Linked DNA regions of Homo sapiens: region 1 is linked to region 2. Evidence: chromatin loops called from intact Hi-C (ENCODE). Cell type or tissue: HCT116. All regions are shown on one strand. Each heading gives the region's core, and the rest is flanking DNA. Links, peaks and the distances in the headings are about the cores only. Region 1 has its middle 64 kb from the start of ISG20. Region 2 holds the start of MRPS11 (mitochondrial ribosomal protein S11).

Region 1 (16,367 bases), core at 5,558-8,057, 230 kb after region 2:
TGACAGAGCCAGCCTGGCCTCCAGGACAAAGTGTGGTATAAAGGGTTCATGCCAGAGCTATTACTCAAACAAACCGCCAATCTGAGGGCCGGAATAGCAGCAATTATTTAAGTATTCTTGGAAACCCTGAAATTTTCTTTCTCTTACTTAGGTCTGTACTAACTTTTTCCTCTGGGCTCCAGAACAGACTTGCAATTGTCAGCACAACTTCCCTCATTCCCCACCCCCGCCCTTCCTCTAACACCATGCGCGCGCACGCACAAACACACACACACACACACACACACGGAAAAGAAACCTGTGTGGGTAAGGGCTTCTATGGGTTTATAGAGAGCCCAGGATCCCAGGGAATTTGAGCCCTTCCTCTTGACACTTATTCCGTGTGGTAGGTTCCAGTTTCCCTACAAGATGCAGCCGGTGGTGGAGCCAGTGTTGTTGGAGTTGGGGATGTGGCTGGAGAAGAGATTCCTCTTCAAAGGGCTCAAGCCCCTGGAAAAGTGGCCCCCCAAATTCTGCTAGACATAGTTCTTTGCCCACATTGGATCCGGAGAGCATCCTTGGACTCCAGGGCCAGTAGGCGGTGCCCTTGTGTCTGTCACCCAACGTGGTGGAGACACGCTCCTATGTCTACCTGAGCCCCAACACCAAGGTGCCTCTTTGGAGTAGCCCCTGATGGCTGTGGCTGCCACCTAGAACCAGCGACTCCAGAAGAAGCCGCCCCATTTCTCCCTCCAACATCTGCCTAAGCAAGAGAGGGCTCTGCTGGTGACTGTCATCATGTCCCACGGCTTTTACCTGGGGTCTCCAGTGACATCACTCCCCACCCCCACCGCCCCTGGCTCACCCGCTTTCCAGTAATCATGCCCAGAGCACCCGTGCTAATTCAAACAAGACGTGGACTTTCATGTTAAAGCAGCCTTCAGCTGAGAGGCGACGCCTGCTTCTGGAAAATGTTAACGCTTTCCTGTTGGACGCCAAGCCCGCTTGGAACTGAGCTTCAAACGAAACCTCATCTGTAAAATGAGGGGGTTGGACGATCCCAGAGAGCCATTCTGGCTCTGACGGTTTATGCCACTGTGAAAAGAAAACCCGATGGAGCCCCGTGTGTGGGAGTCGAGGGCTACTTCTGGTTGGCAATGGTGTGGTCACAAATAAAGTGGTTGTGAATCAGTTTTTATTTTAAGCCTTGCAGCTGATAGATTAATTTCTATTTTATGGGCCATACTTTCTGCATAATTCCAAGAAAATCACTGCATCAGAGGCTCCACTGACATCACCAACCACCAGATAGGAGGCCCCAGCCATGCAACCCTCAGGCCCAGTCGCTATGGGAAGACTTGGCTCCAGGTATACGGGAGGTTCTTATGCTGGGGGCCCCTGGTTGCTGTGGAGATGATGTTTCTCCCTCTCCATCCACCTTCAGGAGGTGTGAGCTTCAGAGGGTTTCCCACCTACCCTGCCCCCAGATTTAAATTTAATGGGTCCAGTCATGGGTGAGGCAAATCCATCATCCCTGAAGAGATCTTAGAGGCAGACAAAGCTCTATTTTCTGGACAGCCAGGCAAACGGAATCTTGAGGGTTTGATTTTTACGGCCGTATAATTTTTGCTTGGAGGCTTGTTTGTTTGTTTGTTTCTTATGGAATTTCTCCATTTGGGGACAGTCTTCCTGAGACCTCCTAAGCTCTTTATTTGGAAAAAAAGAATTAAAAATATATTTTTTGTTAAACACGTAGAGGAGAGAGGCTTATAGTCATTTCAATTGGGAGGCCAAAACCACTGAATAGAGGAATGTGTTTAGAGGAGACCAGCCAGGAATTAGATGAACCACAGTGAAGACCAGCAGACGATTTCTAAATTGACAAAGCAAGGAGCTCTCTCTTTGTACTAACGGGCTCAATTATTTAGAGTTCTGGAGGCTCCACATTGCAAGAGCTCTGAAAATTCACCTAGACCAACTACCCATTTGATGAGATCTCCTTTCCTTCAGTCCTGGCAATGCTCATGCATTCTCTCCTTCAATTCTATGTTGTTATAACTCAGTTGAAAAAAATCTTCTTAAGTTCTTAGACTGAGCTGAAATTGGCCTCTCTGTAACTTATATCTGCCACTGGCAGGTCTGTTCTCAGGAGGCCCACGTAGGGAAAAAGCCAAACCCTAGTCCAGGTTAGCTTGGACACACCTTTTGTTACAACCCTTCAAGTCTTTGCAGGCAGCTATCATGTGTCTCTCTCTTCTGGCGAATTCCCTCGGTTCTTTTCCCATTCATCGCCTGTGACATTTCCAGACCCTTCACCATCCTGGCCACTTGCCTCTGGGCATGTTCCAAATTGTCAGCTTCTCTCTTACACTGTGGCAGGGGCCCAGACATGATGCTTCCGAGTGCTGTGTTGATGGCCTCATGGACGTAAGGACACGCCCAAGCCCAAAGCTGCAAAGCCACATTCAGATGTCACACCAGAAACTGGCTATGGGAGTACATCCTGCCCCGTTGTGTAGGATAATCTTCAAACAGCTGGCAAACACTGTAGAGCGTGTTGTCTACCATGAGACCCACATGCCATAGATCCTTAAATGTGTCAGGTTATAATTGGAAATGATTTCTTTTTCATTCAACAAATACTTAGTATTAATCTTCTAAGATCCTCTCACCGATCATAAAGGAAAGGCCGTGGAGATGTGACAATGGCTCAGAAGGATATTACATTGAATGATCTACAAAAGCCTGATTGGCCCAGGTGTGCAGGTTCTAAGCAACTTTGGAAGAACTCTGCTTAGATCAAAACAGCATAGCCACAGATGATTTGAGGTGTGAGGAAATGTATGGAAGCTTGACTTCATATCCCTTGGTTTACAGATAGGCAACTGAACTCCAGAACCTGTCATTCATCCACTTAGCCATTCATCTGTCCATCCTTTCAGCAAATGTATTTATTGAGCAGCTACTATGTATAAGATAATGTTGAGTTAGGGAGAGTGCAATGGAAACAGCAGTACAAGATAAGGAGTGATAAGTAACTCACTAATGTTGGATAAAGAGCTCTGGTTGAGTGATCTGGCTGGTTAGCACCAGAGCAAGAACCAGAAACTAGATCTTCTAACATATAGCACAGAATTCTTTCTTACTATCACTAGCAAGTGATACATGATGCATGATAGAGCCCGTGCTCTATTTCCAGGGACCCTGTCCTGAGACAATCCTATTTAGACATTTCAGGCTATATGACTGTAAGTGGCAAATGTGATGGCTGGATACAATCAGTGTTTCACCCGTGCAAAGCAAGATGCCTCAACAATCTAGAGGGAACATAGACAATCCTTCCTTAGTCCCTTCAATCATGACTTCCCCTTGTCAACAGTTTACCAAAATTCTCTCCTGGGATTCACCAGACAGCAAGTCCAGTTTGTTTTTTTCCATTTTCCTTCCCTTTGAGCGCCACAAGAGTTGAGGGTAATGCCCTTCTCCACGGGTTCTCCGGAGGCTTCATGCTTCCCTTTCCACTGCCCTCATGTCCCTTATCAGCTCCTAAACCGTGAACACCCTCAAGGATCTACCTGCCTTCATTCCCCTTCTTTTGCTTTAATATCTCTCCTTTGAGGACTGACACATTCGTAGAACCTTCACTATCATCTCTATGTATTGAAATTTCCAAATCTATATGCACATCTAGACAAGGGTCCCTCTCCCAATCTCTAGCTGCAAGCCAGATGTTTCCCCAGCTTTCCTTCCCTGGCTTCAAACTCAACAGGTCTCAAACCAAGTCATCGTTGCCTGATCTCCACTCCCCTCCATCTCCTTCCCCAACCCGCAACTGGCAGCTATCCCTTTCAGGCTCGTTCTCTTAGTTCATCAGGCTCAAAACACGGACATAAAGCTTAGTTTCTCTCTCTTGTTTATATAAGTTATTCATCTAGAAAAAGTCACTAGGGATTCTTCCCTCAGATCAGTTTAATTTTATCCCTCCATCCATCCTTCCATCCTTTCCAGAACACTCCACTTTACTCTGGGATGAGTAGGTCACGTTCCAGGGAAGCCAGAGCCCTGTTCTCAAGCCCAGAACAAGATCTTATCTCAGCTAAGCTTGCTGGCACAGGCAGCTGTGCCCAGCCTGGGTGTTCCAGGCCTCTCACAGACCACCCCCAACCCCTTGCCCACCCTTCTTTCACCGGTGAGTACAAGACCATCACCAACAGCAAGTGCTGGGCCATGCTGGCACACAAAGAGCTCTCCCCTTGCTGGGGAGCAGACGGCACTCTTTCTCCTCCGGATGGGTCCTCTCTCTCCTGTGACACATTGAGCCATAAGCTGAAATCAGATCCAGTTTTACAATGGACAGCTGGGAGCTCAGCGCTCTCCAGAGCTCAGCACCCTCCAGCCCCTGCCCATGCAGTCCATTCCCAACCCCTTCCTCTGTAGCCTCACCTCCCCACCCTCTACCTCTACCCCAAATGTCGGCACCAAGACCTCCTCTACGGTTCTTTTCAAAGAGGGGAAGGGATGAGGGGGCTATAGATCAGCCCAACATCGTTCACCTCCCCAGGAGGATGGATGCAAATGCCCAGGAGAAAACTCTTTTTAGACAGCATGGGGGCACATGGAGCGACCAGCATCCCAGCATAATCAGGTGCCTGTGTTAGGTTTGTCAGTCTGAACCCAGTTATATGAATATCTGCATCCAGGTTCCTGGATTTTCCAGAAAGTCTGAACTGAGAAGACCCTCAAAAACCAACCAATGCAATCCACCATTGTGCAGATGGGAGAGCCAAGGTTCAGTGATTTCTCAAGGTGACTCAGGGAGACAGACGCAGAGCTGAACTAGAAGGCAGAGGGCCAGCCAAGGGCTGGGATAGCTGCAGTGAGCTCACTCCCACTGAGATCAAGACCCCATGGCAGCCAGGGTTTCTGGGGCTTCCCAGCACCTCCAAATTGGGGTCAGAGAAGCTCTGCTCTGGAGGTGAGGAAGGAAGGGCTGAGGGAGTATGGAAAATCCAGTGAGAGGCAGCCCATGCTTGGCCCTGGGGGCCTGACACACAGGAGAGGCAAGGAATAGCCCAGCAAGAACTTGAAATTCATGTTCCCTACCAGGGACCTGATCATCTGGGAAGCCAGCCAATTTTGAGGAAGGACCCCTTCCAGGCCTCTCTGCTGACTCCAGGGATGCCTGGCCAGGATGTAGCCCTCCCCTGCCCATGGCTACCAGGGACACAGCCCCCCTGTCTGCTTGCCTACACCTCTTGGGCCCAGACATGCTCAGGATGCAGGCATCCTTTGCCAAGGGCCCTTGGAGGTCCAGAAAATCCCAGAGCACTGACAAATAAAGAAAAGTCAAAACAGGGTTACAAAAATCAGGGTGCCTTTAAAATATTTCCCATGAAATATTTTAATACTCTGCACACACACAAATGCACACGCTCATACTCACTCACACAAAACCTAAGGAAACATAACTGTGTTATTCACAAAATAATCATAGGGATTGTATAAATATTAATTCAGAGGTCCCGTAGGCGATGTGGCCTAGCAATGAACATGAATTTAAAGTTGTCTGATGAAGGTTTCCTTCAGCCGGTCTCCGTGGCTGGATGTGAAACCTCCCTCAGAGGTAACATCACGGTTTAAATGTGAGGCCCTTTGAGAATGAGAGGCTGGGACAAAGTGGCTCTCTTGTGTCCCATGCCCACCCCCTTGGCTGGTTCCTCTCTTGAGTGTGCAGCCTGAGGGATCCTACTTGAAGGTGAGCAGGGACCCTCAGAGAATAGGTCTCAAACAGCTGTCCCTGCGCCCCCCACCCCAAGAGGTATAGGCAAGTATAGGTATAGTCCCCCACACACAGCCCCAGGCCCTGTGCCTCAGGGAGATGGGGGGAGCCAGGCTCCTCTAAGGGATGGTACAGGAGCCTAGGGCTGCCTGTGGGCCTCCAGGCCAGTGCTGAATGGGGCCTTTTTATATCATACCACCTGGGAGGGGATGTAATCCCTCCCCAGCCACATGGAGCCCACTGAATCCAGGCGGCACCACACACTGTTCACACAGCTCAGGAAACAAAATAAATATATTCTCCCTCAAAGACCCTACAATGTGGCTTTTTCATGGGCGGGCATCAGGAACAACCCCCTCCCTCCACCTGGCCCAGGGGTGCCTGTCCCTGGCTGGCTCCTTCCTGGGACTCAGGGTCCACTTGACCCAGTCCAGCCCTCCCTGCCCACTTTCTGGTCATGGCTCGGTATGGACAGTGGCCCTGTGGGTGGGTATTGGGCAGAGCCTGTAAGTGTCCTGGGAAAGGTGGAGGCAAGAGATAAATCTAATATCAGCCTCCTACTATGTGTCAGGCAAGCCAAGAGACCACTGAGGACAAACCTTAATGGATTAAAGCCATCTGCAGATTAGATTTGGCAAGGCTAAGACTTTAGGTCAACTGCATAGTTGGGGGAGCTTCTCAGTGCTCTCTGACTCCTCTATCACCCCTGTCCTAAAATGTCCTATGCCCATGTGTCATCTAGGAAGTTTCAGGAGAATGTCAACCATCCCTGACAGGACTCACCCTGTACTTTGCCCCACTCCCATCACAGCCAAGCCAAAGCATCTGTGGCTCTCCACCATGCCCCCTTGCCTTTGATGGTACAGCTCCCTCTGGCGGGAACACCTGGTTCCTTTCCACTCTTCTCTCTCTAATATTGTGGGCGCACAGTTATAATAAACAGATAAAATTTAGGGAGGGCTTGCTCTGGGCCAAACACATGTGTGAAGTTGTGCATCCCTTCTTACAGGAAGCCTTCCCTGATTTCACCCAGCCTTGTGACTATCTGTCCAGGTGTCTCTCTTCAAGACTGAATGCAGAGGGCCTAGAGAGATATTGCCTCCTCCCCACCAATCTCTGAGTCCCTGGTGCATTTTCCAGAGACAGCCCCTAAGGAGTAGGTGAATGTGGCCATCTCTGCCCCCACTAAGTACAGGTCATTTCTCTCATGTTGTTGCCTGTAATGCACCTTAAACTAATGCAAGCCCTGAGTCTTGCAGAGGCTCCTAGAGCCACACTCTAGAAGCCAGTATCTCAGCTGTGAAGCCTGGGCAAGTCACTTTACCATCTAAGCCTTGTTTTTTGCTTTATTTGCTTGGGCTTTTTTTTGTTTTTGGTTAGTTATTAATTTTCAGGTACAGAAAGTTAATTATATCCTTTTGATAGAATTATATGCTATCCTTAGAAAGGGTTCATTATACCCTTCAATTCAGGTATGTTATAATCATTAGTTAATGCAAAGCCCTCCTCTTATTTTCTTTTTTTATGGCTTTACCTAACATAAAATAAATAAACTGCACATATTTAAAGTCTGCAGTTTGATGAGTTTTACACTTGAGAAATCATCACCATAATCAAGATAATGAAGGTGTCATTCATATAAAGGTTTCCTCCTGCTCCTTGATAATTCCTCCCTTCTGCCCCTCCCTACTCCAGAGGTAACTACTCATCTGCTTTCTGTCATTACAGATTAGTTTGCATTTCCTACAGGTTTCTATAAATGAAATCATACAGTCTAGATTCTTCATTCAACAGTAATTACTTGGAAAGTTATCTATATCGTTGCATGTATCGGTAGTTTTTCCTTTTCATTACTGAGTGGCACTCTGTGGTATGGTTTTACTATACTTCGTTCATCCATTTATCTGTTGAGGGACATTTGAGTTGTTTCCAGTTTTTAGCCATTAAAAATGAAACTGCTTTGAACATCCAAATACAAATCTAGGTATAGACATATATTTTCATTTCTCTCTTGAAGTAGAATGATGGGATCATATTTTGTTTTACTTTGTTTTTCTCCTTCATCTCCTATCTCCCTCTCTTAAGCACACACTCAGACATTTAATGTATGCCTTTGCATATACACATATCTTTAAAAAATGTACAGAGCTGGTGTGTGTATGTGATGGGCGTAACTTACATACATGGTACTAGGCTGTCAATTTAGTTCTGTTACTTACTTGTTCCACGTTTCTACGTTGGTGCTGGTGGTGGTGGTGTGTGTGTGTGTGTGTGTGTAACAGCGTCTCGTGCTGTCATGCAGGCTGTAGTGCAGTGATGCAATCACAGCTCACTGCAGCCTTGACCTCCCAGGTTCAAGTGATTCTCTTGCTTCAGCCTTCTGAGTAGCTGGGACTACAGGCACATCACCATGCTCACCTAATTTTAAAAAACATTTTTTCTTTTTGTAGAGATGGGGGTCTCACCATATTTCCTAGGCTGGTCACCAATTCCTGGGCTCAAGCAATCCTCCCGCCTTGGCCTCCTAGAGTGCTGGGATTATAGGCATGAGCCACTAAGTCCAGCCATGTCTCTATGTTTTAGAGATCCATCTATGCACATATGTCATTAGAAATTTGTTGCTTCTGACTGCTGCACAGTATCCCATAGTGTGACCCTACCACATTTTACTGAATCCTCCCCGGATTAACATCAAGGTTGTCTTCAACTCAGCACTCCCATAAATAATACCACATGAACATGTCCTTGTACCGGTCCCCTTGCTCGCCAGTACAAACACGGAGAGTTGGAACTGAGTCCCAAGGTGTGCGCTCACTTTATCACCAAGGGCAGCTAGCCCAACTGCTTCCAGCACCCATCTGTGCTCCAGTCCCCATCTCCCACATCCCCTGGCCAACACATGGTACCATCTGCTTTACTAATCTGATGGATGTCAAGTAGTATCTTGTTCAATATATATTTGCCTAGTTACTAATGAGATTGGGGATCTTTTCAAATACCTGCTACCTATTAGGACTTTTCTTTCTATAAATTGCCAACGGGTGTCCTTTGCCCATTACACATTTGTATTTCCTATCATTTCCTTGTTGATTGGAAGAAGCTCTTGGTTTTGCTTTGTTTGAGTTAAGGTATAGTCTACACATGTTGCACAAGATATTAACTGTGGAGCTTGATTTATTTTTACACATGGACACACCTGTGTAATCTCCACCCAGGTTAAGATTTAGAGCTTTTCAGCCCCTCAAAGGCTCTTGTGTCCCCTCCATTTACCTTTCAAGGCAACTACTACTTTGACCTCTACACCTTAGATTGGTTTCGCTTTCAAAAACCTGTATATAAACAGAATCATGCAGTAAGTTCTCTTTCATATCTGGCATCTTTCAGATTTATCTAGGTGGTTGTGTGCTAGGTCATTCTTTTCCACTGCTGTGTAATATTCCATTGTATGCCTATGCGGAATTTATTTACCCTTTTTCTTGTTGATGGACATTTGGGTTGTTTCCAGTTTGGCGTTATTATGAATAAAGTTTCTATGAACATGTTTGAACGTGTCTTTTGGTGGCTATAAGCACTCAATTCTGTTGGTAGTGGAATTGGTTCATCACGGGAATTTTGAATGTTTGGCTTTAATCTCCACTACTGAACGTTTTTCTAAAGTGGCTGTACCAATTTACACTCCTACCAGCAGCGTATGAAAATTCCAGTTGCTCCTCATCCTCATTAATATTTCATACTTTCAGTCTTTTAAATTGTAGCCATTTGGTGGGTTTATAGGAATCCTTGTGTATTTTAAGATAGTCACCTCTTGTGGGTTTTACATATTGTGAATATAAATTTCATCCATCTATTATCTTAGTCCATGGCGAATAGTCTTTGTCTCCTCACCTGTAAAATGGAGATACTACTACTTGAGGCTTTAGCATAAGGATTATAGATAATGTGTTTCAAAGATCTGGCAAACAGTGGGTGCTTATTTCATGCCCCTATATATGTATCTCCACCACTAGACTGGGTGCTCTTCCAGGACAGGAACAGGGTCCGAACTGGTGTCGTCCCCAGGGCCCACCCCGTATAGGGCCAGCGAGGAGCAGTTTTTCAATAAAGTTTGTTGATTAAATAACGAAACCTCTCGGAGGCCCTCGCTGGTCTGCCATTTCAGGGAGGTCAGCATGGATTGAGGGTCGGTGGGAGTGAAGAGGGAAAAAGCATTTTCCCTGCAGGGGGCCAACAGGTGTCCAGTGGGTGTGGGGAGCCCCCTCCACCGGGCGTCGGGGCCCTGGACCCCACAGCAGGGGCGGGGAGGCTGACGGGGGCGCAGCTTTTCCTCCTGAGTGTTCGCTGCCCGGGCTGGCGGCGCGGAGCCGGCCCGCCGCCGTCTGCCCCTCTGCCCGGCCCTTTTTTCCAGCAGTTCTGCCAAGAGGAGCGGGGTGCGGGGCAGGAGATGAGGAAGGAGGAGGAGAAGAAAAGGGAGAGGAGAGGAGGAGACGCAAAGGGAAGGGAGGGGTGGGAAGGGAAGAGGAGGCAAAGGGTGGGGAGAGGAGGGGAGGGGAGGAGAGGAGAGGGGAGGGGAGGGACTGGATCGGGCGCCAATCCCGCCCGCCGCGCGCCGCCCGGGCTCCCTCGGGCTCTCATTTACCCCGGCCGCTGGCAGCGGGACCCAGGCGCCTTGCCGCCTCGCTGCGGCCGCTTGGTCCCCACGCCGCCCCCTCCGCAGGCGACGAGGCCTGCAGACCGGACTGGGCAGCCACTCGGGCGCCCGCGGCGGTGGGCATCATCATGCTTCCCGGGCAAACAGCACTTCCAGCCAGAGGGTTCGCGGGGCCTGCACTGAACTCTCTCGACTCTCACTGTGGGAGCTTAGTCCAAGCCTTCCTTTTACCCACTAGAGCCTGAGAACCTGAGACAGGGAGCGATTGAGCCTAGGGCCCGTGGTGAATTAGTAACAGAGTCAGCAGTAGACACTAACCCCAAATACCCGTCCTCCGTTGCCTGTGTCCAATACATAGGTACTTCACTCAGTTTACACCTCCAAGGTCCCTCTTGGCCCCGAAGGATCCTCTCCCTGCCCTGCGTCGAAGATCGCATCCTATGTGTATGCCCTGGAGGCCTGCAGTAGCTCCCAAGGGTCTCCTGCCTCCCTTCTTGTCCCCCTAACATCCCATTCTCCATCCAGCAGCCACAGTGATGGTTTAGAATACGAATCTGCTCACCACCCTGCCCCGATGGCGTGGTAAGCAGATCTGTAAGCAGATTTGAAAGCCTTGTTGGTGTTCAGCACACTGGGAATATAGACTAGAGCCATCCCCAAAGCACAAGCACCGCAGGACCTAGCCTCTGCTTCACTCGCTCCACGCATTGAGCATCTTTTCCCCCAACCTGCCGAATTCACCCAACCCAGGGACTTCACACTTACCATTCCCTCTTCCTCAAATACTCTTTTCCCAGGTTTTTTTTGTTTTTGTTTTTGTTTTTTAACCAGGGGTTCCATGGGTTGAGCTGGGTTTCAAGATAATGATTTTCCTGTGTAACCCCATGTATATTAATTTAATGCAATTACAAACATCCTTCTGGGAAGGGATGCATAGGCTTCACCAGACTGCCCTAGCACCCCAGGCCCAGAAGAGTTTAGGAACTCCTAGACTTTGCACAGCTGGCTCCTTCTTGTCGTTCAGGTCGGAGCTGAATGTTGCCTCCTCAGGGAGGCCGTTTCTGGCTATGTTAGCTGCAGCTGTCCCTGCCTCATCCGGTCGTACCTACACATGGGTCTCAGAGTGCAGTTACTTGAACCAGCAGCATCTGCATCTCCTGGGGATTTAGTAGAAATTCAGATTCTTAGGCCCCAGGCCAGGCTTACCAAGTCAGAAACTATGGGGGTGGAGCCCTTTTATTTATTTATTTACTTACTTACTTATATTTATTTATTTTTTAGATGGAGTTTTGCTCTTGTCACCCAGGCTGTAGTGCAGTGGTGTGATCTCGGCTCATTGCAACCTCCGCCTCTCGGGTTCAAACCATTCTCCTGCCTCAGCCTCCTGAGTAGCTGGGATTACAGGCATGCGCCACCATGCCCAGCTAATTTTGTATTTTTAGTACAGACAGGGTTTCACCATGTTGGCCAGGCCGGTCTCAAACTCCTGATCTCAGATGATCTGCCCGCCTCAGCCTCCCAAAGTGCTAGGATTACAGGTGTGAGCCACTGCACCCAGCCTATTTTTATTTTTTAATTTAAAAAAATGTCAATAGCATTTGGGGTCCATGTGGTTTTTGTTACATGGATGGACTTCTTAGTGGTGAAGTCTGAGATTTTAGTGCACCCCTCACCCAAATAGTATACGTTGTACCCAATATGTAGTTTTTTAAAAAATTATTTTGTACAACACACCCAAAATGGACAGTATATAGTTTTTTAATCCCACGTCCCCTACCACGCTCCCTCTTCTGAATCTCTAAAGTCCATTATACCATTCTGTATGCCTTTGCATACCCATAGCTCCGTTCCCACCTGTGAGAACACATGGTGTTCAGTTTTCCGTTCCTGAATTACCTCACTTAGAATAATGGCCTCCAGTTCCATCCGAGTTGCTGCAAAAGACACTATTTCATTCCTTTTTGTGGCTGAATAGTATTCCATAGTGTATATGTGTATACCCACTTATTGGTTGATGGGCACTTAGGTTGGTTCCATATATTTGCAATTGCGAATTGTGCTGCAATAAACATATGTGTGCAGGTGTCTTTTTGATATAATGACTTCTTTTCCTTTGGGTAGGTACCCAGTGGTGGGATTGCTGGATCAAATGGTAGGTCCACTTTTATTTCTTTAAGAATCCTCCATACTATTTTTCAAAGGTTTTGTACTGATTTAATTCGCACCTGCAGTGTATAGATGTTCCCTTTTCAGCACATCCATGCCAATATCTATTGTTTTCTGACTTTTTAATATTGACCATTCTGGCTGGGATAAGACGATATCTCATTGTGGTTTTAATTTGCATTTCCCTGATGATTCATGATGTTGAGCATTTTTTCATGTTAGTTGGCCATTTTAAAAGCCATCCGGGTGATTCTGATGTTGGATTCTCAAGACGGAAAACTTCTGGCCCAGCATATTATCCCTGAGCTGTCAAGTTATCACCACCCAGCCTAGAAAATTTGATCCCCAAAGGTCCCCAAAGGACAACTGGGGCAAAGGTGGAAGGAGAGCTGGCTGAGTAATGAGGTGGCCTGCATGAGACATAAGTCCACAGAGGGCCAGGCTCTCCATGGACAGGGGCACAGCTTGACTGCAGGCAGGGTAGGGCTTGAGGCTTGGAGCACCACGCATTCTGTCCCTTGCTGGTTGACCTGGATCAGCATCGAGCTGGGGGGGAGATGGTCCACATTCTTGCCTTTCACATGTGGCAGGAGAGGAGTCTGCATTCCCCTGGGCACTTCTACCTCTGCCCTGGTCTGAACATTAACCAATGTCCCTGAGGTTTCATTTGGAATCAGCCACAGTCACTCCCGACTCATACCAGCCTGGTCCTCTGGCCTCTGCCCCTTTGCCCACAGGAAGTTCCAGGGCAATCCCAGGACCCTCCCATCCTGAGCTGTTTCCTGTGCTTTCTCCAGGAGAGCCAGATGTTTCTGCAATCTGAGTCTGAGCCCGTTCTTCACACTGGAGAGCTGGCTTCTTGTCACCAGTCCCAGGGAGCCACCTAATGCTGCCTGCAGACCAGAAAGTGCAGCCGGCAGCCTCTGATTTTGGGGGAGTTATGAATGGGAAACCAAAGCCCTGTTTCTGTTGTCCACTGTTCTCTGGGCTTTGTGCGATTCTCAGGCCCCTGGGGGAAAGCCAGATACTTAATTGACTTCCTCAATCTGATGATAGAGTATTGGGTATCAATAGACCGCAGGCAAGCTATTTTCATCCATGATTTCAGACGGGAGCCGAAGCCCTGGCTGCCACCACGTTCCTGCCACGCCGCCTCAGGGGATGAGCTCACCCCTGTCTGCTAGCACAGCAGCATTTGCTGCAGCCAGGCAGTCTGACTGAAGACCTCCCGGGCAAAGTTCTAGGAAGTGGAGATGTATGCAGTAACAGCATTGTGCCTGAACCAGAGCCTCCCAGTTACTAGACTGGAGTCAGGAGACCTGGGCACTCTCTTAGCTTAGCCTCTTCCTTGCTGAGGAACCCTGGGCAACTGACTTGAACAAGCTATGCCTTAGTTTCCTTGCCTGCCAAGAGGAGGTTGAAATAGACAATGATGTTGGCACTAGAATTCTACAATAAGGCCCAAGTGCTTTTCTCACCCCATCTTATTTTAGAGCCCCGAGCCTCACTAACTTTGTGTGCTGTTCTCAAGGTAAGAATCACCAGCTCGATAACACTTAAGGTCCCTGGGTTTGGTTCCGGTTTCCCCACTTTGCTTGCTCTTCATGACCTTGGCTGACTGATCTTAGCACAGGATTCAACAGATCATCTCTAAAGTGCTTAAGGCACCTCCCAGAGATATGCCTATACTCTGGGTCCAGAGTGAGTGAGCGTCAGTTGAGGAGCATCAGATGTCGTGGAAACTTCTTGTCCTCATGGCCCCCTGCTGGACCACTGCCCTAGACCTTAGCACTCAGCACTCTCCTGTTTAATCTACAGGCTGCGCTCCCATTCTAGTCCGTGAGTTCAAGGGCATGGAAGGGATCCCACCACTTCCGTGTCTACAGGACCTAGTGGGTGCTCAATGAATATTCATGGAACAAATGAGTATATAAGTGAATGAATGGACAGGTGGATGAATGGGTGGGCGGATGAATGAAAGAAAGAGGGAAACCCAGATGCTTGTTTGATACCCTGTGTGTATGTGTGTGCCATTGCTGGGCTGGGGAGAGGACAGGATTAGTCAGTCACAGCCAGCTAGGAGGGGTCCTGATGGCTCTGCCCGGAAACCTTTCCCCTCAGCCATGGTCTGCAGCCTCAACAACAAGGAGAAGCTCTCCTCCAACCATAGAATCATGGAATGTTGGCTCCAAGTGAAAACCACAGGTCACTTAATCCTCACCCATCCAATGGGGAAGCGAAGGCCCAGACAGGTTCCGTTTCTGCCTCACTACTGAGCTCATCATGGAAACTGTTGTTTTTCCATGAATAAAGGACCCAGGGGTGGGGGGGAAGGGGCACAGGGAGAAGCAGGTATTAACTAGATGAAGGTTAAACACAGCGAAAGCCAGTGCCTTGCCAGGGGCCTGACCAGCTTAGAGCAAGGGGCTTGTACAGTAAAGGGGGCTTGTGAGCTCCAGGGTGTCAGCTCGCCTGGGCTGGGCCATCAGGCATTATGTAACCAAGCAGAGGCTCCAAGAAACACCTAAGCTGGCCTGGTGTTCATCCCAGAAAGTGGTTTTCTGCTATTTCCTATAGAGGGAGGTTTTGCTGAGCACAGGGTTTTTAGCATTTTCCGTCGTTTGCTATTAAGAAAAGCAGGAGACAGAATATAAAATCCTTCCCTGAGATTGCCAGAATCTTCGAGTTTTGGAGAAGAAAGAGCTTAAGCTTGGTCCCGTGGGTCCCTAGAGGCCTGGGGCTTCTGAGGCAACAGGAGCTGGTCCCACGTTGAAATCTTTTCCTAAATCAGGCAGCTCCCCTAGGGCCAGGCATGGAAGGGGGTGCTGAGACCTTGGAACGTGGCTGCCACATCAGCCCGAGCCAATGCCGCTCCAGCAGGAAAATGGTGAGAGAACCAGGAGACCAGCACAGAAACATTAAGAGCCCTGGAGGACACAGCTCTATTTAGGTGCTCTAAATTGGCTTGGGGAGGAGGGCAGGGTTGGAAAAAGACCCCACTAAAATTTTACTTCCACCAAAAAGATTCAAAATTAACATTCTCATCTCTGTCTTTTTTTTAAAGACAGGGTCTCACTATGTTCTCACTATGTTTCTTAGGCTGGTTTCAAACTCCTGGGCTCAAGCAATCCTCCCAGCCCCTTGGCCTTTGAAAGTGCTGGGATTACAGGTGTGAGCTACCATGCCCAACCTTATCTCTGTCTTTTTTTTTTTTTTGAGTCGGAGTCTCACTCCATCACCCATGCTGGAGTGCAGTGGCATGATCTCAGTTCACTGCAACCTCCACCTCCTGGGTTCAAGCAATTCTCCTGCCTCAGCCTCCCAAGTAGCTATTGCAGGTACCTGCCACCATGCTCATCTAATTTTTGTACCTTTAGTAGAGGTAGGGTTTCGCCATATTGGCCAGACTGGTCTCAAACTCCTGACCTCAAATGATCTGCCTGCCTCAGCCTCCCAGAGTGTTGGGATTACAGGCGTGAGCCACCATGCCCGGCCCTCATCTCTGTCTTAATGCAACATTTTTGTAAGCCCCAACCTAAGGAAGAAGAATAGATGTCTTGAATACATTACTGTGGTGTGAGGACCTTGGGGAACCGGAGAATTCCCGGCAGTTTGGAAGAGGTGGAGGATGGTTCAAGAAAGGTCTGGAGCATGGGCCAGATGGTTAGAAGGAAAACCTGATGGAAATCAGTTTGATGGAGGGACCCGGGAGAGCTGGGAGCAAGGGGGCAGGGTTGGTGCGAGGGGCCTGCCTGTACCCCCACCCAAGGATGGGAGCAGAAAGACCCCACAGGC
Region 2 (16,367 bases), core at 8,375-10,874:
ACCGATTCTTGTTCACCACAGGATCCCTATTGTGTTGCATGAACAAGAAGTAGAGTATCTCCAAAGAGTTGTCTAAGGTGACAATAAACACGGCCAATGAAAAGAAACCACTTTTTGTTGAACATCTATGTACCAAACCAAGTCAGTAAGGTAGGTACCATTCTGCGGATAAGTACCGTATACTTAAGTTCAGAGAGGTGAAATTACTCGCTCAAAGTCACGCAGAATAAACGTCACTCTGAACCCTGCATCTCAGTCCCACCTGCTGCAGTAGAGACGCCATCTCTTCCTGCAATGGGGTCAACGGCTTGGAGACTACAGGTGGCCGCTGCAGGCACAACGCGCCCAACAAGCGCCATGGGGATCCGTTGCTTGAGGGTGCGGCTGCAAGAGCCAGGCTGCGAGAGCTTAGACTGCCGGCCCAGAGCCTCTCGAACCGCCGCCAACCCCCCGCCACCCCTAACAGCGTCCGCCTTACGGGCGCCGCCATCTTTCGTTCTCCCACAATGCACCGCGGCTCCCAGGGATCCCTCAGCCGCGGGAGCGGCAAACTAGGGGAAAGCTCAGTCCCGGAACTGCTAGAACGAACCATTCGCATATGGAGGGGGTGACCCACCATCTCAGAACATTAAAAAAGGGAAAGAATCCCCTGGTGAACTACAGTGAAAGTCTTATTGAGCATTTAAATGGAAATAAAAATATTCAGTGGACCTAATGAAGAGTAGATGACTTTCCCTTCTGTCCCCTCCCCGACAGGCACTCATGGTACCGGCGCCGGCGCAGCTGTGACTGTCGCTGCAGACGGAAACTGACTGGGGTCAATTCAAGTCATGCAGGCTGTGAGAAACGCGGGGTCGCGGTTCCTGCGGTCCTGGACTTGGCCCCAGACAGCCGGGTAACAAATGACTGCCCCCTCGAGCCCACCGCCACCTCCAGGACTATGCTCCTACTCGTGTCCCTTGAGCCACCCGGGCCCCAGTGACCGTTAGGCCGTGGCCCTCACCGAGCTTTTCTTCCCAGCAGGGTCGTGGCCAGAACGCCGGCCGGGACCATCTGCACAGGCGCTCGACAGCTCCAAGACGCTGCGGCCAAGCAGAAAGTTGAACAGAACGCGGCTCCCAGCCACACCAAGTTCAGGTGAGCCCCACTTGGACCAGCCCTCTGGAGACCCGCAACCCCTGACTCTTGCCCGACACCCTCCAGAGTCAGAACCAGTGAATTTTCAGCTATGTCACTTGCTATCCGTGGGACCTTATGCAAATAAATCTGAGCCTCAGCCTTCTCATCTAAAAATGCGGATAATGCTGAGAGAGGTTGTGAGAATCAGATGAGCCGTGGTACAGAGTAAATGTTCAGTGAACATTCGTTAAATCAATGAGTGAATGTGAGATATCCATAACATGTATCAGCGTTCTTTTCTTCTGAGATGGAGATCTTTTCAGACCAATAACCTTCCCTGCCTCCAAAACAAAATGGGGAGGTAGAGGGCGCTAGCGATGGAACAGATGTTCCTGCACGTCTTACGGATGGTCCAGGGTGGGTTTTGTGCTCAGCCCTAGGAACTGGCATCTTGCTTCCCACCAGTGCCACCACCTCTGTATGCTGTATACACATCCACTTAACTTCACATCCATTTAACAAACATTTACCAAGAATCTACTATGAGTGAGACACCATGCTAGGTGCCGTGAATACAGATACAAAAGATCATTCCTCCCCACAAGTAGTTCACAGTCTTTGAGGGAAGACAAACATGCAAACATTTTAACCATAATCTGCTCAATAATATAATGGAGGTAAGCATTGGTTGGAAGTATGAAATCATAAGTGTCTAACTCCTGGCCGGGTGCAGTAGCTCATGCCTTTAATCCCAGCACTTTAGGCGGCCAAGGTGGGCGAATTACTTGAGGTCAGGAGATCGAGACCAGCCTGGCCAACATGGCGAAACCCCGTCTCCACTAAAAGCACAAAAACTAGCCAGGCGTGATGTCTGGCACCTGTAATCCCAGCCACTCAGGAGGCTGAAGTAGAAGAATCGCATGAACCCAGGGAGCGGAGGTTGCAGTGAGCCAAGATCACGCCACTGTACTCCAGCCTGGGTGACAGATTGAGACTCTGTCTCAAAGAAAAAAAAAAAAAAAAAGAATAAGTGTCTCATTCCTGAGGAAATCAGGCAAGACCATGGAGAAAAGAACATGGAGCTCAGAAGTGAATGGGAGTTCATCTGGACAAGTTGAAGTGGGTCATTGGAGACAAAGGTAACCATCTGTGTAAAGGCATGTGGTATGAAAAAACATGGTGTGTTCAGGTGTGTATGTGATGGCAGATGAGGCCAACAAGACAAGAAGGCATCAGAATGCCAGGGGTCTTGTCTGTCACACTGGAGCTTTTACGCTGTCCCCACTGAAGGCAGTGAGGAGCTGCTGAAAGCATCTAAACCAAGATTCTGTTGTAGTCATTTCTTCAACAATGCCAGGCACTGTTCAGAGTGTTGGGGATATATCCCTGACCAAACAGACAAAAAGCCCTGCCCTCATAGAACTTAAATTCCAGTGGGTAGAAGACAGTAAATAGAAAACAAGTAAAATGTAGGAGTATAACGGTTGGAAAGGGGAAGTGGGGGTCAAGCAGGCCTGCATAGCCACATTCTGTAGGACTTTGTAGGCCGTTGTGAGGACTTCAGCTTTTACTGTGAATGAAATGGGAGGCCAATGGAAATTGCTGAATAAAGGGTTGACATGATCTTGCTGACAAGATCTTGTAAGCTCTTTGGCTGCTGTGTTGATATTAAACCATTGGAGAGCAAGAATGGAAGCTGGGAAAAGTCCTCTAAGCAGTTAGAAGACTATTGAAATAATCCAGACAAGAAACAATGGTGGCTTGGACCATGGTTATTGCCATGGAGGTATTATGAATGGTCTGACATATTTTGAAGGTAGAACAAGCAGGATTTGTTAATATACAGTGTGAGAAAAAGGAGCGAAGGAAGACCCCAAATTTTGTTGGCCTAAACAACTGGAAAGACGGAGTTGTCATTGATTAAGATGGGGAAGACTGCAGGAGTTTGGATGGGAGTTGTTAAGGTTGAGATTCTTAATAAACATTCAAGTGGAGACACAATGTAGACCATTAGAAATGGAGCTCAAGGGCCGGGCGCGGTGGCTCACACCTGTAATCCCAGCACTTTGGGAGGCCGAGGCAGGCGGATCACCGGGTCAGGCATTTTAGACCAACCTGACCAACATGGTGAAACCCCGTCTCTACTAAAAATACAAAAATTAGCCAGGTGTGGTGGCGTGGGTCTATAATCCCAGCTACCCAGGACGCTGAGGCAGGAGAATCACTTGAACCCCGGAGACGGAGGTTGCAGTGAGCCAAGATCGTGCCACTGCAGTCCAGCCTGGACGAGACTCCATCTCAAAAAAACAAACAAGCAAAAAAAGAAATGGAGTTCAAGAGTCAGACTTCAGACTTTAGCTAGAGATATACAGTTGGGAGACATCATAGAGATGATATTTAAAACCATGAGATGACAAAATCATTAATACCATAAATGTAGATGAAGAGAAGAGGTCCAAGGACTGAACCCTGGGGCGCTTTCACATTTAGAGATTTGGGAGACTAGGAAGAACCATCAGAAGAGACAAGGAACTTCCAGAGAGGTAATAGGAAAACCAGGAGAGAACATTTGTTTTTTAATTTGGCTCAAGGTGGGGAGATCAGCTGTGTCAAATGCTGCTGATGTGATAGGTTGCTAGATCAATAACAGAATTGCCTATTATATTTAGTAATGTGGAGTTAGTTGGATTAAAGCATTTTTGGTGGAGTGGTAGAGGCTAATATCTGATTGAAATGGGTTCAAGGAGAATAGAAGCAGAGGATAGGAAGAAACAGCAAGTATAGTCAGTACCTTAAAGTTCCTTAAGAGGGCTCTGCTATAAGGGAATAGAGAAATGGACAATAGCTCCCAGGAGGTGGGTTCAAGAGGTTTTCGAGGGTTGTTCTGTTATTTTTTCAGTTTGGAACATAACAATATGTTTTGCCATTGGGAGCAGTGCAGTATAGAGGGGAAAAAACAAGTGATACTGGAGTGGGAACATTGCGGGAACAGTGTCCTTCAGGGGCTAATACACAAGTGGAGCACTGTAACAGGAGAGAGCGCAAAGGCTGTGGGCACAGATGTTCAGTAGTGGGAGCTGGGAGAAAGTCTGATTGCTTCTATTCCCCTGTGGAGGTCATCCGCTCAGCAATGAGGAAGCAGGGAGTTGGAGGTTAGAGGAGACAAAAGAAGCTATAAAAGAGTCATCTAGGAGAATGGAAGGATAATTGAACAGGGTATGTGCTGTATGATTGCGAGGCAGTTCTAATCACTTCTAAGGTCAAACCCACAGGAAAGAATATAGTTGTAAACTTTGAATACCAATGTGTTTTTGATTTGCCTTTTAAAATACCTCTAGAAAAGCAGGTAGGGCTGGGGCGAGAGTAGTCCTTAGATTATAATATAATTTCTAAAATGGAGTCTATTGTATTTCAAGTGGCTGTGGTGGGTACAAACATGAATCTGATATATGTGTGTAGGCCTAGAGGAACAGCAAGTTTATTTCCAGCTCCATTGCTGAAGGATGATTGTGTGTGTTCAAATTTTAAAAAGCACAGCTTGGTGAGCAAAGCTCTAGACTGAGACAGATCTACTAGGTCCAAGGCTTGGCTTCTCTTGCTAACCCTATTTCCCTATTGGTACCTAATTTTCACCATCTGAAAATAAAAATCCTTATTTTCCTTAAGGATTTCTTAAGGCATTCTTAATTGTATTAATAAGTTAACTTATTAGAGATGATAAGTTAGATGATAACTTAGCTAGAAATAGCCAGAAGACAGCTTGGACTAAGACAGTGGAAGATCTTGAACGCAACACAATGTGTTCACATCTGATTCTATTGGGACATTTGCAACATTGATTTCCATACCCCATCCAGAAGTCCAGGGTGAAGCTTAAACATCTGTATGCTTCACAGCTGACTGATGTTCAGCCTGCATTGAAAACCACTGGTCTAGGGTAGAGGTTGGCAAACTATGGTCGACTGGGCAAATCTGGCCAATTGCCTGTTTTTGTAAGTAAAGTTTTATTGGAACACAGCCTATTAATTTACTGTTGTCTGTACCTGTTGTTGGGATATAGTGGAAGAGTTTAGTAATTGGGACAGAGACCTGTTGGCCCGCAAAGCCCAGTATATTTACTATCTGGCCCTTTACAGAAAAAGTTTGCTGTCCTTTATTCTAGGGGATTCTGGGTTTTTTTTAATGGTAATGATATGAGTATTATTTTTGTCTCATTTTTTGCAATGTAGAGTCCAGATATTGTCTATGGTTGATGAAATAAGAAACAGAGGTTTGACTGTATTTTTTAAATTGTGGGAAGAGGAACCTACAAAGGATCTGAAAATAATGAACACGGGTATACCTGCAGGGACAAGGAAGATGGGGAGTATGCATGAAAATCCCTTCTCATAGCGGAAAGTCCCCAGATGTGTCTGAAGTCAGCAAGTCAAGAAACAGCATCATAAGCACAGCAGTCACACATGCGGTGGTGGCACCAGAAGGACTGAAAAGGAATGGTGGGGGCAGCCACTTAAGAAGCAGCAGGGGGCACAGAGCTGTTATTTTTTAACCATGTGTTGTATTTCTTTGATTTTTAAAAAGTCGAGACAATTTTAAATAAAATCTTTCTTCTAATTGCAGCATTTACCCTCCCATTCCAGGAGAGGAGAGCTCTCTGAGGTGGGCAGGAAAGAAATTTGAGGAGATCCCAATTGCACACATTAAAGCATCCCACAACAAGTAAGTGGGAAGGGAAACACTGGGCAGGTCTAGCGTGAGATTCTTTCCACTTCACAGGGAAAGTCAGGCTTGGCCCTGAATACCCCGGGGTAGAAGTGAGGGTGCTAAGTGCTGCATGATGGCGCTAATGTAGGGCACCGTCTTCCTCCTCACTTGAGGAACCACCTGCCATCTTACACAAGTTTCATAAAAATGTGAAATAGGGTGGGCATATCCTAGTTATAAGAATTCTTTGCTTTCCTTGAGAATAGTGTTTCCTGGTTTTGCTCAAGAGTTGGAAGGAGTGTATGAGGGGCATATGGTCCCACCATGAAGGTGTTTATTAAGTGTTGCTGGTAGGGAATGGATGATATATAAATTAAAAGATATGATTCAAGATATTAATATGATTTATTAATACACTAACCAGAATCTAGACCTCTAAATAGATATTGTCCCTTTAAAGTACTCACCACTCTGGGCCACTGTGCACTGGCCTCCACCTTGTAGAGCTAAATGTGGATGGTGAGTTTAAAGTGACAAGACTAGTGTTCTTGTGTGGCTTACAGACGGGGACAGTGCCAAGGGAATTCCCAAACATATGCTGCCAACAGAAGCATTGCTGGTATTAGTGACAACTTTACAGGTTGGCCCCCACTTGGAAATGAGATCAGTATTTGGTCACAGCCAACCCACCCAGCAATTTAGAGACCAGCACAAGAGACTACAGTCATGGGCTAAAGTGTGTGGCACAGATGAAATGCTATAGGATTCATTTCAGCATTTGTCAGATAAATGTAAAGTGACAGCAATTGGATTTCTTTTTCTTCCCCTCAGACTAATAAGGACATAGGCTAACTGCATTTAAGTGTCTATGGTCTACTCTATACAGCACTGTTTAGGCTGTCACAGAGACAAGCAATTACGCATCTATTCAATATGGAAAACCCTAGAAGCTCTGGTAGGGGGAATGTCAGAGCCATAGCCAGGATAACAAGTGGATGGCCCAAGCCCGGGGCTGACTCCAGCAGGCCTCCCCTTCAGTCACTTCTCCTGCCTCCTTCTGTGAGCTCTCAGAGCTCTCCAGACCAGAAATAGGATGATGATGACTAAAGGGGAAATCAAAGCATATCTGAGGATTTCTTAAGGCATTCTTAATTGTATTAATAAGTAACTTATTAGAGATGATTAAGAAAAAGTTGTGGGTGGATGCAGTGGCTCACACCTATAATCCCAGCACTTTGGGAGGATCACTTGAGGCCAGGAATTTAAGACCAGCCTGGGCAACATAGTGAGACCCAGTCTCTAAAGAAATACAAAAATTAGCCAGGCGTGGTGGCATGCACCTGTAGTCCCAGCTACTTGGGAGGCTGAGGTGGGAGGATGGCTTGAGCCCAGGAGTTGGAGGCTGCAGTGAGCTATGATTGTGCCACTGCACTTCCAGCCTGGGCAACAGAGTGAGACCCTGTCTCACAAAAAAATAAAAAAGAAAAAAAGAGAAAAGTTTTACTTGTTTAAAATAATTTTTGATCATGGAATATAGTGTCATAAGCATCAAAAGTATCCAATATGAGGCCGGGCGAGGTGGCTCATGCCTGTAATCCCAACACTTTGGGAGGCCAAGGCGGGCAGATCACCTGAGGTCGGGAGTTCAAGACCGGCCTGCCCAACATGGAGAAACCCCGTCTTTACTAAAAATACAAAATTAGCCAGGCATGGTGGTGCACGCCTGTAATCCCAGCTACTCTGAAGGCTGAGGCAGAAGAATCACTTGAACCCGGGAGGCGGAGGTTACTGTGAGCCAAGATCGTGCCATTGCACTCCAGCCTGGGCAACAAGAGCAAAACTCCATCTCAAAAAAAAAAAAGTAGCCAATATGGTAATATTGCTAATATTTTTTTAAGAGTCCTTCTTTTAGAGCTATGTACTGAAATATTTACAGACAAAATGATAGGTCTGGGATTTGCTTCAAAATAATCCATTGGTGAGGGGAGTGGGGTGGGAACAAGGTTTATAGATGAAACTGAATTGGATATGAGTTGATAATTGTTGAAGCTGGTTGATGAGTCCATCAGATTTCTTATGTTATTCTCTTCACTTTTGTGTATATTTAAAACTTTCCCCAATACAGTCATTTTCTGGGTGATACTTAACTAACTACTCTCAGATTATGGAGCGCTCTTTAAATTATGTGACTTACCAGTTTTCAGTCAGGTTTAGGGGAGAATTCTGACCTTTCCTGATACTTCCTGTAGGAGTTCAAAACATGTTCATCTGAGAAGCTCAAAGTAGAAGCAACTGAATTCCTTTTTCTTTCTCACCCAGGCTTCTAGGGGCATAGATTAGCTCTCTCTTATTTCCCTGAAGAAGAGTTGTATCCTATGTGCTTCTTCTACTTTTCTCAGCACACAGATCCAGGTAGTCTCTGCTAGTAATGAGCCCCTTGCCTTTGCTTCCTGTGGCACAGAGGGATTTCGGAATGCCAAGAAGGGCACAGGCATCGCAGCACAGACAGCAGGCATAGCCGCAGCGGCGGTAAGTGTGTGTTCCTTCTGCTTCCTTCTAGTGTGTGTTTGCTTTCTGCATGGCTCATCACTGAGTGGAGAATCCTCATTATACTACCCATTCAGAAGCAAGGGTTTGTCATGGCAGCTTTGATGCCCTGATTGGAGCATTGGTTTGAAAAGGTTTAGTGAAAGGCTCCTCTTTTTTCTTTCTCTCAGCTTCATTAGAGGTGAAGCCCTTGTTGGTTCATTCTAGGATGTAAGAGCCAAGATACCAAAGGCTTGAGAACCAAAGACCCCTCAATTTAAAAACCGTTAGCCAGGTCTGGTGGCACCTGCCTGTAGTTCCAGCTACTTGGGAGGCTGAGGCTGGATGGCTTGAGCCCAAGAGTTTGAGGCTGCAGTGAACTATGATCTCACCACTGCACTAAAGCCTGGGCAACAGAGAGAGACCCTGTCTCCAAAATAAATTAAAAATAGGCCAGGCGCGATGGCTCACAGTTGTAATCCCAGCACTTTGGGAGGCCAAGGCAGGCGTAAGAGATCGAGACCATCCTGGCCAACATGGTGAAACCCCATCTCTACTAAAAATAGAAAAATTAGCTGGGCGTGGTGGTGCGCGCCTGTAGTCCCAGGTACTCGGGAGGCTGAGGCAGGAGAATCACTTGAACCCAGGAGGTGGAGGTTGCAGTGACTCGAGATCACACCACTGCACTCCAGCCTGGTGACAGAGCGAGACTCCATCTCAAGAAAAAAAATAAAAATAAAGACCAGTGGTTTGGGGTTGGGAGAGATATGATAGTCTATTTGGAGAGGACATAGTATCGTGGGGACTCATGCAATAGCAATACCAGTTCCAGTGTGAACTGTCGTAGACCTTTTTTAGAAGCAAATTGGCAAGGTGCTGCTATTGGTATAGTTATTGAGCATCTACATGTGCCAGACACTTTACATTCATTATCTTGAATCTTCAGAGACCCTCAGTATTATCCACATTTTCATAAGCCAATTGAGATTCAGAGTGTGTGACTTGCCCAGAGCCATGCACCGATTCAGTTCACTGATCGGAACCCAGATTGGTCTGGGACCAAAGCCTGCACAATTTCTACTATAGTACAGGCCTTACAAATGTTCAGACTCTGCCAAACCAGATGTATTTCCTGAAGGAAAACCTTGACCTTCAAACAAGGGAAGGCACCCCAAAATATTGATTGCATGTACTATCATCAGAAATCAAAATGCTGTAAATGCCCAACCATGGACAGATCATATACTATGAAAAGAAGTATGTCACTGTTCACAGTGGCTTCTGCATGGTGAGTCATGAATGATTTCTGTATATTTTCCCATTTTTATAATGAACTGCCTTTATTATCAAGAAAGTAAATTTTAACTCTAACTGCTTAGAGATTTTAAATGATAATACTTTTAAAGTGGGTATTTAGGTTCAGCCTTGAAGCCTAGGGTGGCGCCTCATGGTCTGAAATTCTGCATTTGCCCCCCTGAGAAAAACCTGAGCAATATTTAGAAATTTCCATTAGGTGGCGGTGCTGTCCTAGGCTAAACAGATCACAGTCACGTGAATTCTGCAACCTGCCAAATTCTGTGGTCTCTGCTGGCGCCTGTCCTCCACTATAGCCATCTGCCCTTTGCCTCCCTGTTTACTTCTCTGGATGCCCTTTCCCTGAGCTCACACACCCCTTGCTCTAGGAGGCAGTAGCAAGAGATTTGGATGCAGTAGTTCTCTCTCCGGGGCACTAACCACTCTGCTTCTCTCCAGAGAGCTAAACAAAAGGGCGTGATCCACATCCGAGTTGTGGTGAAAGGCCTGGGGCCAGGACGCTTGGTAAGTTACAGTGATTTCCATAGTGTACTTGCCTCCTAGTAAGTGTGAGAATTTGGGGCTTGAGAGCAGAGTACAGGGAGAGTAGAAAACACCTTTTAGTGGATTTCCATGTTTGCTTGAAGTTCCCGTCTGTTGTTTCTATAATTGACCAAGCCCCTCAGAGCAAGCCTAGATCACTTAGTATAATTCATCAGACACTGAGTGCCTGCTGCGTGCCACGCACTGGGAATGGGAAGGTGGTTCCTGGGGGAACTGTCACAAACAAATCCCTTAGGACAGACTGGTGAGCGCTGTGGTAAAGCATGTGCCCAGATCGCTGGGAGCCCATCAGGGGATCCCGAACCTAGCAGGGATAATCTTTCCTGATGATCATTAGCACAGATAATCTTTAGCTTCTTCAAAGAGGTGACATCTCTCTGACTTTGCAGGAATAATGAGGTATCAGGGAGGTGGAGGCACAGCAGGTACGGGGGGACATTGCAGGCAGAGAAAACTGCCTGAGTAAGCTACAGAAGTATGATACCCAAGGTGTGCCAAGGTCTACAAGAAGTCTTTGTTCGCAGATCGTAAAGTGCAAAGTGGAAAGTGGTGGGTACAGTTTGAGAGGGGAACAGTGTGAAAACCTGGTTAAAGGGTTTGGGTGGAGACCTTTGTGAGAGTAGAATAGGATTGGGATTATAGGTATCAAAGCCAGTGAGCATCTCACCCCTCCGTTCCCTTCTCTACGCCACCCTGTCCCTCTCCGAACCCTGCCTGGAGACACTGGATCATCATTTCTGGGACCATGTCATTCTACTTTTCCTTCTGTTCCTTCCAGTCTGCCATGCACGGACTGATCATGGGCGGCCTGGAAGTGATCTCAATCACAGACAACACCCCAATCCCACACAACGGCTGCCGCCCCAGGAAGGCTCGGAAGCTGTGATGGGAAGGAGGCCTGCACTTGGACCTGACCTCAAGCCTCAGCTCCAGTGGGACCTTGTAAAATGCTCCCTGTCAGAGCTCTCCAGAATATGCTTGTTGGAGATCCTTCAGGCAGTAAGGGAGAGTTTTGCCTCCTTACACAGTGGCCTTTGCTTGCACCTCCAGCTGGAGATGGGTGTGCCCCAGAAGTAAGCTTTGCATCTCTTACAAGAGGGGAGCTACAGGGGCAGCCGTGGCCTAGGCCCAAACTCTGCTCTGAGAAAATAAATATCTGTACCACCTGTCATAATTTTGAGATTTTTTGCTTTCAGAGTTACGTAATTCCTAATTCCTCTTGAAAAAGAGAGTGTGAAATGAGGTGAGGCCTCAGATGAAAGTAAAATATAAATGTGAGTTGCTATTTACCAGACACTTCTGGTTTCAGATATTTCTTTTCTAGCCCCTTACCCAAGATTTCTAGAGCTAATCCTAGTAACTTTTCTTATTAATGACTTATAATTTGGCCCCAAATTGGAGCTTTTTGCCACCTACCTCTGGATTCTGATGGATTTCGCCATTATGGGCATGTTTAAAGTTAGCCCTAAACACAGGATTTTCTACAAGTGGACAGTCAAACTCCCCACACTAAAGTGGCAGTCATCGTTTACACTCCATGGGCTTCAGCAGTCCCAGCACTAACGAGAGAGTGCCCTAAAAGCGGGGAGGGTAGAGTTGTACAAAACATGATTCTTGGCCAGGCACGGTGGCTCACACCTGTAACCCTGGCACTTTGGGAGGCCAAGGCGGGTGGATCACTTGAGTCCAGTTAGAGACCAGCCTGGGCAACATGGTGAAACCCCCTCTCTACTAAAAATACAAAAATTAACCAGGCATGGTGGTGTGCGCCTGTAATCCCAGCTACTCTGGAGGCTGAGGCATGAAAATCGCTTGAACCCAGGAGGTGGAGGCTGCAGTGAGCTGAGATCATCCTACTGCACTCCAGCCCAGGTGACAGCGAGACTGTCTCAAAAAAATAAATAAATATAAATAAAAATTTAAAAAAATTAAAAAAAAAAACCTGATGATTCTCTAGAAAATAGGGTGGATGGCAGGATGGGCTTGAGTAGAGTCCAAATCTAGAAGTGCAGAAAGCAAGTTGATAAGGAACCTGGGTAGTGCTGGCAGTGGGGCACAACTCAGGACCCCCAGGCAGGACTGACTGCTCCTCTGTTGGGGCTCTAGGGTTCCTGGATACGGCACAGAGGCCAAAGGTGGGGGCTCTAGAGACACGACCAGAGAGTCCCCTCTTCCACAGGCAAAGACTAAGGGTGAGAGTATCACCAGAAGCTGAGAAGGAGTGGTCAAGTACACAAAAGCACTGTTCCTCCCAGATGAGTGCAGGAAGGGCTGCTGACCAGAAGGGGAAGGCACTGTGGAGTTTTACTTCTGTGTCCAGCCAGCTAAGTACTGTGATCTGCCTGAACTCAGTATAGGAAAAGACACAGATGCCCCCTTAAATAGGCAAGAGGCTGTGTTAGGACAAAGAAAGGAGGAAGATCACGAACCAAGACATGAATTTAGAGGAAAAATGCCTCCCTACTGCCTTCTCTTTAGTCCTTAGCAGGTCCTATGAAGGCCATCTTGTGACAGTGACCAAAGAAGCCCAACCGGAGGCTTCTTGGATCAAAGCCACTGTCGGAAGGAATTAGACTGTTTCACCGCAAAACTACATATAAACACAATGCATTAAAACATGGTGCACTTGAAAATTGCACTTCGCGATTTGATATGGTTTGGTGGACAGAGGGCCCGTAGCCATCAGACAGTTCAATCAGGGTCTGAGCAGGAAACAGCTCACAAGGTTTAAGAGAAAAGCTCAATGAAAGCTCTTTGCAGAGGCATGGGTAAGATTAAGGAAATAAAGAAGGTGGACTACAAAGCAGCTGCCACCCTAGGCTAGAAGAGGCAGGGAAGAACAGTTCCTAGAACCTGGCAGGAGCTGCCACAGCAGCAGAGTGCACCTCTGCCAAAACCATGGCCTGAGGGAGAGGGAAGAAATGCCTGGCTGTTCCCGGCCTGTAGTCCCTTGCTGGGGTCCCCCTTGGCTGATCCCAAAAGGAAGCAAAAAGGAAGGGAACTCAGTGTTGTGGTACTTGGAGGCTCAGCCTCCCAGGCTGCAGAGTGGATCTGGAGGGGCACGTAGAGGATAGTAAACACAGGAGGCTTCTGTGGCTTCTGTAAGTCCTCCATACACCATAGGTTTTTATTTTGGTTTTGGTTTTTGAGTCTCGTTGTCACCCAGGCTGGATTGCAGTGGTACGACCATGGTTCACTGCAGCCTCAAACTCCTGGGCTCAAGTGATCCTCCAGCTTCAGCCTCCTGTGAGCATCTGGGACTACAGGCGCATGCCACCACACATGGATAATTTTTGTATTTTTTGTATTGAGACCAGGTCTTGAACTCCTGGTCTCAAGCAGTCCCCCCACCTCGGCCTCCCAAAGTGCTGGGATAACAGGCGTGAGCCACTGCGCCTGATCCACACACCATAGTTTTTAAAATGTTATTTTACTCACAAGAGGGCTTTGGAAAGGAAGATCCTGCCCAGCAGAGCCTACATGCGCAGACAGGACAGAGGACCCTTAAGGATCAATGGTCTTGTTGCCGGAAATGGATGTCTGGCGCAACCCCCGGAGCTAGTTTTGGGGAGGCCGCCTTGTTGACTGTGCACTGGAAAATGCACATTGCTTTATCGTGAGCTCTCGGTGCACAGTGTGGTTTCCAGGCTCTGAGTGGCCAATAAAGCTGGTGCTGTCTTAAACTGTACTGTCTCTTAATCATTTGTCTTGGCCTCTCAGAGACTGACCTTCCCACCCCCATGAGAGACCAAGGTACCTTCACTGAAGGCTGACCAATCTAGGCGGTGATTATTTACCTAAAATGCTGGACTGCCCTGTCCCTGCTGCCACAGCCCATCTCAAACAGCAGGTCTCTCCTTCCTGAGAAAACAGGTGGAATGTGTGCTTGCACTTCCCACAGGCGGAAAGATGCAAGCCCAGCATGTGGGTCCCAAGTATTTGCACAAGCAGGGTGTTGGCATCAGCTTGTGTGACACACTTTGTTGTCTTCTGGCAGCAGAGCCTCAGATTATTTCTACGGATGCATCTGCAGCTTTGCTTCTAAGGCTGGCTGCACAGGACTGGCTACATAAGGAAAGCCTGTCCTCCTACACTAGCAAAAAAACAGATGCAATTTCTTTCCTTTCAGCATAGACGCGACGTTTTCACATCTTTCTGCCAAGGCTATCACCTGACACCGAGATGTACGGTCACTGCCAAAATAAGCCTGTTTACCACTAGAGTCCCTGAATGCTAGCAGAATTTCACGGGCACCTTGGGAGAAAGCATTTACCAACTCTATTTGCCTGTAACCAGGCTCTGACATGTCTCTTTAAAAAAAAAAAAAATGCATATATACCTTCCTGCTGGACTTTATTCTTTTTCTCTACTCATTTTTCTCCTATTCTGGAAAGACACATTGCTTTTGAAACCTGGGTACTATCAGCCTAAGGTGATGAAGCTGTCACTTGCCAAAGCAGAAATTATCCATTCACCAAATTAAGCCAACATGGGCTAGTCCACAAACATGGAGGCCAGGCACTGGGGGAACAGGGCTGGAGCTGTCCCTACTCTGGAGTTCACGCTCTGAGGAGGCAGGACAGGTATGTGGCTGAGTTAGAATGGAATTCCATAAAAGAGGCACAAGTGATATTGGCGTTGGAGTGAAAGACCCGTCCCCTCAGCTTCAGGGCCGGAAGGGAAGTCTTTGTGGAGGAGAAGGCATGCAAGAGGAACCATGGGTGAATGAGCATCCTCAGGAGCTCAAAACAGCATGCAAGGCTGAGGGGTGAGAGGTCATCAGGTTCCTGGTTCCCACTGAGTTGACATGGTGGGTCACACGGTTCGGACTGGATAGGGAGACTGGATGGAGAGAATAGCTTACCAGAGGATTCAAGAGAAAGGAAGGGGTCATAAAACTTGCAATCAGGCCAGGTGCAGTGGCTCACACCTGTAATCCCAACACTTTGGGAGGCCGAGGCAGGCGGATCACCTGAGGTCAGGAGTTCGAGACCAGCCTGACCAACATGGAGAAACCCCGTCTCTACTAAAAATACAAAAAATTAGCCCATCGTGGTTGGCGCATGCCTGTAATCCCAGCTACTTGGGAGGCTGAGGCAGGAGAATCGCTTGAACCCAGGAGGTGGAGGTTGCGGTAAGCCGAGATCACGCCATTGTACTCCAGCCTGGGCAACAAGAGTGAAACTCCTTCTCAAAAAAAAAAACAACAAAAACAAAAACAAAAAAAAACTTGCAGTCACACCAAGGTTAAAGAGCAGTCTCCACAAATGGGATGGACAAAAGGAGGTGGGTGTGTAGACAGCTGCAGTCAACAGGAACTTCAGAGTTAGAGATTCAAGAGAGAGCTCATTCACAGGAGAGGAAGTGAGGCACATGGGTGTCTAAAATACAGTCGAAATACAAGTCACTGAGGTTTAAGTCAAGTAATTATGTGGACAAAGAAACTTACCTTGATGCTGAAGCCTGGAAGTAGATGTCAGGGAAAAGGATAGAGAAGTCTATGAGGTTCAAAGTCCCTAAACAAAGTGGAGTGGCCCATAGTGTAGGAAGCAGACCAAGAATTCAGGAAGGCAGAAGTAATAGATCGTATGCACTTCAAAAGAGAACGGCTGTCAAGTAGGGGTGGTGGAACAATATCCCTGGAAGGGCTGAGGAGAGGGGAGCATGCTGACGCCTATCCCTGTCCACTGGGTGGGAGGTGGGGGTGGCGTGCACAGTGCTGGGGAAATGATGGTGATGAGGCTGTCTCTCCTCAGTAGACTGAAGGTGTAGGGACCGTGGTGGGAAGGCAGCGGCTGTGGACGCAGATGCCCAGAGCATGGAGAATCAGAAGAGCCTCTGGGGGCCTGGAGGTGTGGGGCCAGAGCCCCTCAGGAGCCAGGAACTGGATTGGAATCTATATCTAATACCCAACATCTACTCTGCTTCCACCCTGACTTTATAACAGAAGAATTTCAAAAGCTCAAAAGCTGTGAAATGATGTTTAATCTTACTAGTAATCAAGGACATAGAAGCTAAATGCCTAAGCATCATTCCCCAAATGTAGAGATGCCAATCAACGCCATAGTGGGATGAGACAGACCAGGAAAACTACAGAGTAGGGAAAAGAAGATGGCCAAGATTGTAAATGCAAGGAAGAGAGACTGTGAAGGAGGTGGGAC

Evidence for each region. Hi-C counts contacts between places; a loop is a spot of excess contacts. Peaks named below come from ENCODE experiments on the same cell type or tissue, not always from the same donor. Only the 100,000 strongest peaks of a DNase experiment are listed, where the experiment ranks them.
Region 1: it touches region 2 in a loop (14-fold over the local background); 5 of 110 quality-filtered maps call a loop at or near these places.

The regions. Positions count from the first base shown.
Region 1 is chr15:88,695,142-88,711,508 of GRCh38, forward strand. No RefSeq gene overlaps it. Among named protein-coding and RNA genes, the nearest start is that of ISG20, 64 kb to the left of the region's middle. In HCT116, for the core only: a CTCF peak has its summit at 6,647 (motif pointing left); a DNase peak (open chromatin) is centred at 6,650; H3K27me3 peaks cover 537 bases.
Region 2 is chr15:88,466,888-88,483,254 of GRCh38, forward strand. MRPS11 (mitochondrial ribosomal protein S11) reads left to right here and starts at 821. Exons shown (of 6, transcript NM_022839.5): 1 at 821-895; 2 at 1,021-1,137; 3 at 5,740-5,838; 4 at 8,223-8,352; 5 at 10,102-10,167; 6 at 10,985-13,889. The coding sequence starts at 831. The coding sequence ends at 11,092. MRPL46 (mitochondrial ribosomal protein L46) reads right to left here and starts at 501. Exons shown (of 4, transcript NM_022163.4): 1 at 263-501. The coding sequence starts at 490. RefSeq lists enhancers at 1-35, 502-671. In HCT116, for the core only: a CTCF peak has its summit at 9,843 (motif pointing right); a DNase peak (open chromatin) is centred at 9,894.